2 separate regions of the Homo sapiens genome follow, and region 2 is linked to region 1. Evidence: read pairs that join two places in POLR2A ChIA-PET (ENCODE). Cell type or tissue: OCI-LY7. All regions are shown on one strand. Links, peaks and the distances in the headings refer to the core of each region. The heading gives the core; the rest is flanking DNA.

What was found. ChIA-PET counts read pairs that join two places held together with the same protein. Peaks named below come from ENCODE experiments on the same cell type or tissue, not always from the same donor. Only the 100,000 strongest peaks of a DNase experiment are listed, where the experiment ranks them.
Region 2: POLR2A ChIA-PET joins it to region 1 with 5 read pairs; 1 of 35 experiments calls an interaction of 5 or more read pairs at or near these places.

What each region holds. Positions count from the first base shown.
Region 1 is chr5:141,912,918-141,918,711 of GRCh38, forward strand. No RefSeq gene overlaps it. Among named protein-coding and RNA genes, the nearest start is that of DELE1, 8.1 kb to the right of the region's middle. RefSeq lists an enhancer at 801-1,338 and a silencer at 1,248-1,387. In OCI-LY7, for the core only: CTCF peaks have their summits at 1,353, 1,564 and 3,397; DNase peaks (open chromatin) are centred at 1,384, 1,544, 3,354 and 3,804; H3K4me3 peaks cover 1,343 bases; H3K27ac peaks cover 975 bases.
Region 2 is chr5:141,347,329-141,353,122 of GRCh38, forward strand. The region is part of intron 1 of PCDHGA1 (protocadherin gamma subfamily A, 1); the gene reads left to right. All of the region lies in intron 1 of PCDHGA2 (protocadherin gamma subfamily A, 2), which reads left to right. The region is part of intron 1 of PCDHGA3 (protocadherin gamma subfamily A, 3); the gene reads left to right. It overlaps PCDHGB1 (protocadherin gamma subfamily B, 1), which reads left to right and starts at 2,771. Exons shown (of 4, transcript NM_018922.3): 1 at 2,771-5,341. The coding sequence starts at 2,933. It also overlaps PCDHG@. In OCI-LY7, for the core only: CTCF peaks have their summits at 2,696 and 2,897; a DNase peak (open chromatin) is centred at 2,723; H3K4me3 peaks cover 543 bases.

The DNA.
Region 1 (5,794 bases), core at 1,118-5,117:
ATTACGGGTGTGAGCCACCACGCCCAGCCTCAAATTTTCTTGAATAAACATATTTTGAGGGCTTACCTCCCATAAGATACTAAGCACATGCAAAGGCATCCTGACTGCTTACCATGCATGGAAATTCCAGTAAAAGGGCATGCACAGTTGAAGGGTTAAGGGTATGTGCACCCACAGGGTAAGCTTAGAACCAACTTATAGAGTCTTAGATGTCCAGCCATATCCTGTCCTGCAAGGACAGTCCCATGTAGTACATGCAGAGAAGGGTGGACTGGATGTGAGATACATAGGGGGCTGTGGGCATAGGAGAGGTGGTGGGATAGGGTGAGGATCAGAAAGACCTAGGAGGTGTTTCCTAGCTCTGCTCTAGTTGGGCAAATCTCTTAATTACTCTCAGCCTCAGTTTCCTCATCGGTAAAATGTACGTATATCTGAGAAAGAGATAGTTATTATCCTCATTTTACAGATGACGAATCCCAGGCTCAGAGAAGTTATCTTGCTCAAGAATTCATTAGAGAAAGCAGAGTCAGGATTCAAGCCCAGGCAGTCTGACTCCAGAGCTGGAGTTCTTTATTGCTAAGAATCACTAGTGGGATGGGAGTGTGCAGAATGAGTGGGGGGAGAAGGATATACGTTTAACACACTTAATACATCCGCTGTTAAATGTTTCCTGATTTCCAAGTTGTTAAAAGGAGAGTAAGTGTGTTTTAGCATGAAGGAAACACGGTGCTGTGGGTGGGCAGGAAGGATGAGGAACAGAGAATGATCCCCGACTCTCTTATGCTGTTTCTTTCTTGGGTTTACAGCCTTGGGCAGGCCCCAAGTAGAACAGCCACGTAAACGCATGCCTAGAGCGCTTGCCTCCAAGATGAGGGCATGAGCGCAGGATGCCACTAAATTTCCCTCCCCCGGCAGCCAAGGTTTTTGGGATTTGGGGGTGGGGTGCAACGGCTGCCACAGTTATTGTTCCTCCAGAGCCTCGGAGCAAGATATCCCCCCAAAGCCATATTAAATAAATAAAAGGAAATTCAGCAGATGGGAACATGAATCAATGAAAACTCCCATATGAGTGCAAAGATTTATGTCAAAAAACAAAACATCAACATCTGGGAGCTGCCGCGTCTCCTCTTGGCTGCTCGTTTGGAATGGATTCTCAGTGTCGCTTTCCGCCTCTTTCTAGCCCTGGGAGAGGACAGCAAGAAATAAAGAATGATGCCCATTAAAAATAGTCATTTTTAATCAGAAATGAACGCTGCTTTCCCCCTCAAGGCTGGAGGGAACGTGATGCAGGCAGTGGAGCTGCGGGCTCGGCCCCGGGATCGTGGGGAGAGAGAGCCCCCTGCCGAGCGCGGAGGGGCGCCCTCCCTCCCAGGCCCCGGGCCACCGTCTGGGGTCGGTTCCCTCCAGATTTCACAGCCGCGGCAGCAGCAGGAGCGCGCACACGCCCGCGCCCACTGCACTGCGGCGGTGCTCCGCAGCTCAGCCTCGGGGCCATCACGTGGGTGCGGCCTGACCCCGGGCGATTCTGGGGCCGTCTCCGCAGGCAGTTGAGCCTGCCGCTGGGGCGCTCCTCTGGTCAGGGCAAACCTGCACCTGCCTTCCCCAATCCGGGGGAAGGGAGGCGGCGAAAGAGGAACCTAGGCCTTGAGGAACGTGTACTGCGGATCCAAGTCCGCACTTAGCTCTTAAGCTGGGCCACGCGGGGCCTAAAGGGGCAGGCGTTGGATCCTGATACCTGGGTTCAAATCAACTCTGCCACCGTCAACTATGTGACCTTGAAGAAATTTACCTCCCTGAGCCAGCATTTCATCATCTGTAAAATGGGAATAATAGTACCAGTCTCCCAGGGAGGCTGTGAAAAGAAAATGAGAAACCATGCAAAATACTTAACACAGTGCACATATACATACAATTTAATAAATGTTAGCTATTATAATCAGGGATAAAAATTCAAATTCTCATCATAGCCTACACGGCTCTTACAACCCGTGCTCCTAGCTCTGCAGCCTTGGAGAGGTCACTGACCCCTTCCATCACTGGGTTCCAGCCACAATAACCTTGACTTCCACTGAGCAACCTAGTTCCTATCTGCCTCAGGACCTTTGCATCTGCTGTTCCCTCTGCCTAGATGGCTCTTTTCCACCTTCTGCTTCAACCCAGCCTGCCCTTTCTTTGGGCCTCAATTTACTTGTAACATTGTCCAGGAAATTCTTCCCGATTCATTTCTGCCCAAAATATAGTTCCTCTGCTCTATGCTCTCATAGCAGCCCAGCTTCTCCTTCCTAGCAACCTTCCTAATTGAAACGTATCATCAGTTTTGTTATGTTTCCCGTCCATCACCCCCTGGACAATTCACTCCATGAGGCCAGGAGCCCAGCCTATCTCATTCGCTGCTGTATCCTCAGTCCCCGGGACGTGACTGGCCTAGGCTCTCTATTTGTGGTAAATGACCCAGAGGGGATGGTGGGACTCAGGCCAGAGGGAATCCTGGGTCTTCTACATTGTTTCACCAGTTCCTTCCAACAGTAAACATTCATTTATTAAGTTCTTCTATATGCTAGGTCCTGTGTTGGGCACCAGAGACACAGACTCATACAATTCAATCTCTGATTTAATGGAGCTTGTAGTTCAAAGGCAGAGATGGATATGTGAACAGAGGACAACACAGATGGGGTGAAGACAGCAATGGGGGTGGTCATTCCTACAAGGACAGGGCCCTTGGCTCCAAGTGGCATAGATGGACTAAGCTAAGTGCTTTACCTGCATTATCTAACTAAAACTCACAACTATTAGAGAGGCCTATTATCATCCCCATTATACAGATGAGACATAAAGAATTTAAACAACTTGCCTAGTGTCAAAAAAAGAGTAAAAGCAGAAGCGAGATTCGAACAGGCGCACAAACATTCCGATTCAGAGCCAGAGCTCTGATCTACTTGGTCACACTGCCTGGAGAAAACAGCTGTGAGATTACCTACCTCCAACCGTCATGACTCCAGTTCTGTGCTGGATAGAGTTCGGCCCTGCCCCTCCTCGGTTCCTGCCAATAGGACTGCCACCACCCAAGAGCAGAGAGGAGGTAGGGAGAGCAGGGCTGAGGGGCGGGGAATGCATCCACCCTGTTCCACACATGGCACTTAATGAGGAATGTTCACAAGGGCGGCAAAGGGGACCTGCAGCAGCTCAGCTAAAAACAGGAGCATCTCTGACTTCCATGCTGCCAAATCCCCAGTGCTTGAGGGAGGCCCCAGCCTAAACCCAGCTCAATGCCCTGAGGGTGTTGCTGTCACCTTTCTCACCCGCTTCCAAACTTCACTGATCCTGCTACACCTCCCTTCACCACCTGGGGCTTTTTTTAAAGGTTGAATTCACATCCTCCATTTGCTCTCATAATGACAGCTCTGCCTGCCCTCCTAGAACCCAAGAGTCAGCCAGCACAGGGTTTGGAGGCTTCTGGGGGAGCTGTTCTTCAGGGCCTTCTCTGCTGAGGCCTGGCTGAGGTCAGGTACGGGGTTTCTTTGAGGATTCGATGGGACCACCTGCCTTTTCAAGTCTTCCCACCCTCCAGCTATCAGAAAGCTGCATCCTCCACTAGCATCTGGGGAATTCTGACAGGTGGATCTGAGGTCACAGCATGACATCTAATGGATAAATCTAGCAGGTGGTGGAGGACTGAACTGGAACTCAGGAAAGAGGACAAAGGTAAGGCTAATGATAGTCACCGTTTTGAGTTCTTTCTGTGTGCCAGGCACTGTGCTAACTAAGCACTTTACATGTGCTCCATTTCATAGATGAGGAAGTGAAGCTCAAAAAATTCAAATAACTTCCCAAAGTGCACACAACTGAGAAAGTGGTGGAGGATTCAAACCCTGATTATGAGGACTCCAGAACCCAAGCTCTTAACCACTGTATTTTCATTTAAGAGTCAACAGGACAGAGGGAGTTTAAGAGCAATAGGGAAAGAATGGACATCTGGACAATGCTGGTACTAGCGGTCAGAAGGAGGAAGAAGCACTGCTAGAGAGATGTAGAGACCAGGGAAGCTGAAGAGGAGACAGATTTAAGAGTCTGATGCAAAAGAAGGTGATTTTGACAGGACCCAGTGACCAACTGGGTATGGGAGTGTCTGACACCTTTGGGGTATCTGGGCAAATCATGAGAAAGCCAGACAGAAAGCCAGAGAGAAAGGGCTCACTTTGTTGCCTCCTGAGTCCATAATTCTGGTCTTTCCTGGGTCCCAGCTGTCTCTTCCCTTGGGGTTCATTAAATGTCCTGTCCACTCTTCCATACCCTGATAAAACTTTTTCAAAAGCTAGCTTCAGTGAGTTTCTAATATTTGAAGTAAGAGTCAAAACTAGTGTGGGGTCATGGGAAAACCTGAACCAGAGGAAAAAAAGAAAACAGAAAACTAGTATTGGGGAGGGCAGAGAAGGAAGCGTTGAGCCAACAATGAATTCAAGATTCCTTTCCTGGGTGGCTTGGGGAAACTACACAATAGCAGAAAAATGGAAGCAGATGATGAGGTTTTGCGTGTGACGTTTAAGGAGTGGATGGTCAACTGAGTCAAGTGCTCTGGCTCAAGGTGTCTGATGGAGCAAAGGTCCACTGGTGGTTAATGAGGTGGTCTTTGATGACCCTAGTGATCCCTGTGTCAGAAGAAAAGGGATGGAAGCTGGGAGACAAGGCTGAAAAGTGCAGGAGTCATGCAGAAATGGAAGGTAGCATGTGTGTTATTACTTAATTAAGAAATCTGGCAGTAGGGAGAAAGAAACAGAATGGTAGCTGAAAAGGGCAGGAGGATCAAGTAAAGAATTTTTCCCCCAAGATTGGAAAGGCCTGTGTATATTTCACAGGCGGAAAGGAAAAAGGTAGGAGAAAGATGTATGCTTTGGCATGAGGGTCGGGATAATTATAGAGACAAGGTTCTAAAAGGGACAGGAAGGGAATGGGACTGAGAACAGAGTTTAGCCTTAGAACAAAGGGAAGAGACAGACCTTTCCAACTGAGACTGTGTTCTTGTCATTTCCGCCAAATCATAAACACGCCTTACATTTATTTGTTTAGTGTGCAGCTAACCTCTAGGTGTACTCACAGCTGCTCTTAAGTTAGATTCTTCTTCATCATCATCAAATACAGCCACCATTTATAGACCGTGTGCCCAGCAGTTTAACTGTGTCATCTCATAAGAAGAATACCATTATCATTCCCATCATACAGATGAAGAAACTAAGGGAAAAGATATTATAATGAACTTGACCAAGATAACCCAGCTGCTAAGGGAGACAGTTGTGTTGGATGCTAGACAATTCAATTCTAGAAGCCCTGCTCTCCTGTGCTGCTTTCTGACACTTTACAGAGTTGCCTCTAGAGAGTAGGATTAGAGGGTAGAGAGCGTGTGGCAGAGGTCTGCTGTCTTTTGATATAAGCCTTTAGTATTATTTGACTTTTTACTAGAGTAGGAGCTTTTCAACGACCATTATTTATCTGAGGGGTCAAATCCACTGAGCTTGGCTTGCTCTATGCTCCCTGCCAGTGGGCTCTTCCTTAATATACGTCACACTTAAGTATAAATCGACCCCTGGCCGGGTGTGGTGGCTCACACGTGTAATCCCAGCAATTTGGGAGGCCGAGGCAGGCGGATCATCTAAGGTCGGGAGTTCGAGACCAGCCTGACCAACGTGGTGAAACCCCGTCTCTACTAAAAATACAAAAATTAGCTGGGTGTGGTGGCGCATGCCTGTAATCCCAGCTACCTGGAAGGCTGAGGCAAGAGAATCCCTAGAACCCGGGAGGC
Region 2 (5,794 bases), core at 648-4,647, 570 kb before region 1:
GTTTTTGTAGAGATGGGGCAATTGCTATGTTTCCCAGGCTGGTCTGAAATTCCTGAGCTCAAGTGATCTGCCCACGTCAGCCTCCCAAAGTACTGCGATTAGAGGCATGAGCCACCATGCCTGGCCTGTTATTCTTTTCATCTCAATAACATAAAAATTGGAGAACAAAAATGTAGAGGCTGGGTGCAGTGGCTCATGCTGTAATCCCAGCACTTTGGGAGGCTGAGGCAGGTGGATCACTTGAAGTCAGGAGTTCAAGAACACCCTGGCCAACATGGTGAAAGCCTGTCTCTACTAAAAATACAAAAATTAGCTGGGCATGGTGGTGGGCGCCTGTAATCCAAGCTACTTGGGAAGCTGAGGCAGAAGAATTGCTTAAACCCAGGAGGCAGAAGTTGCAGAGAGCCAAAATTGGGCCACTGCACTCCAGCTGGGGCAATAGAGAGAGACTCCATCTCAAAAAAAAAAAAAAAGTAGAGGCTGGTCAAATGGTTTTACCTATAGTGCCTGTTACATATGCCTAATGTATATGCTTATGTGTGTATTCATTTTGATTTCAACATTTTGCCTGAGGGTGGAAAGCTCACCTAGCTAAATTATTATGAGCCTTGGAGTGGTATTTCTTGTCCTTGAGAAGGACATCAAAAACATGTAAAGGAATATGTCTCAGCCTCTGCGGGAGATTTCCAGACAATCTCTTCCAACAATGGAATAGAAGTCCCTTCTTTTGTCATGTTCTACAACTTTCTTGAGCCAGAAATTGTTGGCTTATTCTGCAATTTATGAAATTATTTTCACTCATGAAATCATATGAGAGTTATCCAAAATTAGACCAAAATATGTTTTATTAGAACTCAAACAAAAGAATAGATTCCTCCCTCAATATATTAGGAAAAGGCACATTTAAATGTATGAGACAACAGGGCCAGAACACAAAAGCTGTAAGCAGAGTAAGGTGTATTCTCACTGAAACATGGAAATACATCACAGAATTTAAAAGGCCCATAGCCAGGGGAGGACTTCTGAGCCTAGGACTTTGAGACCTACTTGGGCAACATAGCATGACCCTGTCTCAAAAGAAAAAGGCACGTAACTTTTAACATATCATTTTTAGAAAAAAAAATGTTTATAGTATTAGTATCACTTTCCCTGTAAGGAGAAAAAAAATTAATTAGCTGTGTCAGGGGAAATTTGGATGCTCAAAGATAATTTCTAAGAATTCTATATGAAACATAGCCTACATATGTGTCATGAAAATACACTGAGAGTATGGAACCCATACAATTCCACCTACTTGTACAGGTAATGGAAGGTCTCAGACATCCCATTTTCACTAAAAAGGATTTATTTTTATTTTTTTGAAGAATGGGCAAGAATCCACTACAACAGAAAGGGAGGAGAAGTTCATAGTAAAAGGAATGGAAAGTATAAAGGCATGATGCAAGGAAACAAGTGAAAAGGTATCTTAAGAAAACAGATAATAGGCTGTTTCGAATAGAGTATGAGTATGGGTGAGCACTGCAAAATAGTAGAATAAATTGTTGAGTTGGATCTCATTTGGTAATGCATTTGAAATAAAGGGATTTGCTTTGAACCAAGACTGGTTCTAAGCCTGGAACTACAGAATAAGTTCCAAAATTGGGTGTCTAAGAACTCTGAATACCTCTCCAATATTTACCAGTGGTCAAGTCAAACTCGTTTTGCTCATTAATGGTATAAGTCGGCTGGAGCTGAGAATTGGCATTATAGAGAATGTTTTTGAGACAGAGTCTTGCTCTGTCACCCAGGATGGACTTCAGTGGCATGATCTCAACTCACTGCAACCTCTGCCTCCTGAGTTAAGTGATTCTGCTGCCTCAACCTCCCGAGTAGCTGGCGTTACAGGTACCCGCCACCATGCCTGGATAATTTTTATTTTTTTTAGTAGAGATGGCTTGCACCATGTTGGACAGGCTAGTCTCAAACTCCTGACCTCATGTGTTCTTCCCACCTTGGCCTCCCAAAGTGCTGGGATCACAGGTCACTGCACCCAGCCTAGAGTATTTAATATACATTCATATAAAAAAGAAGCACTGGTTTCATAAAACAAATGTACATTATATGAGATTCCACTTCATAAAAGCATGTATGTGTACCCCAACACTAAATTGGCCCTTTTAACAAAATATCAGACTTTGTCCTACTTAACTGGAAAGATTATCTATATTTTATAAAGAAGAGAAATAACATAATAGTAAGGCTGTGATTTCCTCTTTTTTGCAAAAACTATTTTTGAAAAGTATTACTGAATTGATAACATATATATGGAGAGATTTAAAATACTAGATAAGGGAGCTTATTCCAATGAATTTACAGAAAGGTAGGTATTTTAGTCAACTAAAAATATAAATAAAAATTATCAATTCACTTATTTGGATACAGCAGTCATGCCAGAGTTTATAAATATAGTGAAATCACTGAAGATTTTTTTTTACCCCCAAAACTGAAAAAAATGGCAGTGTACCTTGTGAATTTTTTAAATGAAAAAAGAATACGAAATGATGAAGGCCCTTATCTGATGATGACAAACTAGAAAACTGAAATGTAAAGGGGAAAATGTGAGTATGTGTTTCCCTCCAGCAAATTAAAGACAGGGTACATAGATTCAAGAGGTTGCGCTTTGAGGATAAAAAGCTGGGCCCTGTGCAGTTTTCCAAGACAACCTCTGGGCGCCGCTGTCGACCAAAAGGAAGTGAAGGCTTCTCAATTCTGCAGGAGCGTCAGGCAGGGTGCCTTCCTGCTTTGTCCGGTGCACTGAGCACAGACGCTGCTCCTGTTCACCCTCGAGCGCCTAACTAATAAGTCCTAAGCTCAAATCACAGAAGTCCAGGGTGCTGCCATTTCTTTTTGAAAAACATCCCAGAGGAAAGAAGCTCCGCGGAGAGTTCCTGAAATGCAGAGAGCCAGAGAAGCCGAAATGATGAAAAGTCAGGTACTGTTTCCCTTCCTGCTGTCTTTGTTCTGCGGGGCCATCTCCCAGCAGATCCGATACACGATTCCAGAGGAGCTAGCCAACGGCTCACGGGTGGGGAAACTTGCCAAGGATCTGGGGCTCAGTGTCCGGGAGTTGCCAACTCGAAAACTGCGGGTTAGTGCAGAGGATTATTTCAACGTTAGTTTGGAGAGCGGGGATTTGTTAGTGAACGGTAGGATAGATCGAGAGAAGATTTGCGGAAGGAAACTTGAGTGTGCACTAGAATTCGAAACGGTCGCTGAAAACCCAATGAATGTTTTCCACGTGGTTGTTGTAATCCAAGATATTAATGACAATGCACCACGTTTCGTTGCAAAAGGCATTGACTTAGAAATTTGTGAGTCAGCCTTACCCGGGGTAAAATTCTCTCTGGATTCTGCTCAAGATGCAGATGTGGAAGGCAATTCACTGAAGTTATACACCATCAACCCCAATCAATACTTCTCTCTGTCAACGAAGGAAAGTCCTGATGGAAGTAAATATCCGGTATTACTGCTGGAAAAACCTCTAGACAGGGAACATCAGAGCTCTCATCGCTTAATCCTGACTGCCATGGATGGCGGGGACCCGCCTCTAAGCGGCACCACCCATATCTGGATCCGAGTTACGGATGCCAATGATAATGCTCCCGTGTTTAGCCAGGAGGTATACAGGGTTAGCCTCCAAGAAAACGTACCGTGGGGAACCTCCGTGCTGCGGGTGATGGCCACAGACCAGGATGAGGGCATTAATGCAGAGATCACCTATGCCTTCCTCAATTCCCCAATAAGTACCAGCCTCTTCAATCTCAATCCAAATACTGGCGACATCACAACCAATGGCACATTGGATTTTGAAGAGACAAGTAGATATGTGTTGAGTGTGGAAGCTAAGGATGGAGGAGTACACACAGCTCACTGTAATGTTCAAATAGAAATTGTTGACGAGAATGACAATGCCCCAGAGGTGACATTCATGTCCTTCTCTAACCAGATTCCAGAGGATTCAGACCTTGGAACTGTAATAGCCCTCATAAAAGTGCGAGACAAGGATTCTGGGCAAAATGGCATGGTGACATGCTATACTCAGGAAGAAGTTCCTTTCAAATTAGAATCCACCTCGAAGAATTATTACAAGCTGGTGATTGCTGGAGCCCTAAACCGGGAGCAGACAGCAGACTACAACGTCACAATCATAGCCACCGACAAGGGCAAACCAGCCCTTTCCTCCAGGACAAGCATCACCCTGCACATCTCCGACATCAACGACAATGCACCTGTTTTCCATCAGGCCTCCTATGTGGTCCACGTGTCTGAGAACAACCCACCTGGCGCCTCCATTGCACAAGTAAGCGCCTCCGACCCGGATTTGGGACCCAACGGCAGAGTCTCCTACTCTATTCTGGCCAGTGACCTGGAGCCGCGGGAGCTGTTGTCCTACGTGTCCGTGAGCCCGCAGAGCGGGGTGGTGTTCGCGCAGCGCGCCTTCGACCACGAGCAGCTGCGCGCCTTCGAGCTCACACTGCAGGCCAGGGACCAGGGCTCCCCCGCGCTCAGCGCCAACGTGAGCCTGCGCGTGTTGGTGGGCGACCTCAATGACAATGCGCCACGGGTGCTGTACCCCGCGCTGGGGCCTGATGGCTCCGCCCTCTTCGATATGGTGCCACGCGCCGCAGAGCCCGGCTACCTGGTGACCAAGGTGGTGGCGGTGGACGCAGACTCAGGACACAACGCTTGGCTGTCCTACCACGTGCTGCAGGCCAGCGAGCCCGGGCTCTTCAGCCTGGGGTTGCGCACGGGTGAGGTGCGCACAGCGCGTGCCTTGGGCGACAGGGACGCGGCCCGCCAGCGCCTGCTGGTCGCTGTGCGTGATGGAGGACAGCCGCCACTCTCCGCCACCGCCACGCTGCACCTAATCTTCGCGGATAGCCTGCAAGAGGTATTGCCAGACCTCAGCGACCGCCCTGAGCCCTCTGACCCCCAGACGGAACTGCAGTTTTACCTGGTTGTGGCCTTGGCCTTGATCTCAGTGCTCTTTCTCCTCGCGGTGATTCTAGCGATCGCCCTGCGCCTGCGACGTTCCTCCAGCCTCGACACTGAGGGCTGCTTTCAAACCGGTCTCTGCTCCAAGTCTGGGCCCGGGGTTCCTCCCAACCACAGCGAGGGGACTTTGCCCTATTCCTACAATCTATGTATTGCCTCTCATTCTGCAAAGACAGAGTTTAATTCTCTCAACCTGACACCGGAAATGGCTCCCCCTCAGGATCTGCTGTGTGATGATCCTTCTATGGTTGTATGTGCCAGTAATGAAGATCACAAAATCGCTTATGACCCTTCTTTGTCTTCGCACGTGAGTTTCTGCAAATCTAGTTAAATTTTATATATGGCGGCCGGGCGCGGTGGCTCAAGCCTGTAATCCCAGCACTTAACCAGGCTGAGGCAGGTGGATCACTTGAGGTCAGGAGTTTGAGACCAGCATAGCCAAGATGGTAAAACCCGGTCTACTAAAATTACAAAAATTAGTTGGGTGTGGTGGCACGCGCCTGTAGTCCCAGTTACTCAGGAAGCTGAGACAGGAGGATCGCTTGAGCCCGGGAGGTGGAGATTGTAGTGAGCCAAGAGTGTGCCACTGCACTCCAGCCTGGGTGATGGGAGGGAAACTGTCTAAAAAAACAAACAAACAAAAATTATATATTGCATTTTCTTCTCATTGGTGTATAAGTAATTTTGATTTTCTTTCATTGTTCTAGTGATGGTATCTACTGCGGGAGGGGGTACTAGATAGATGGAGATTGCTTTCTTG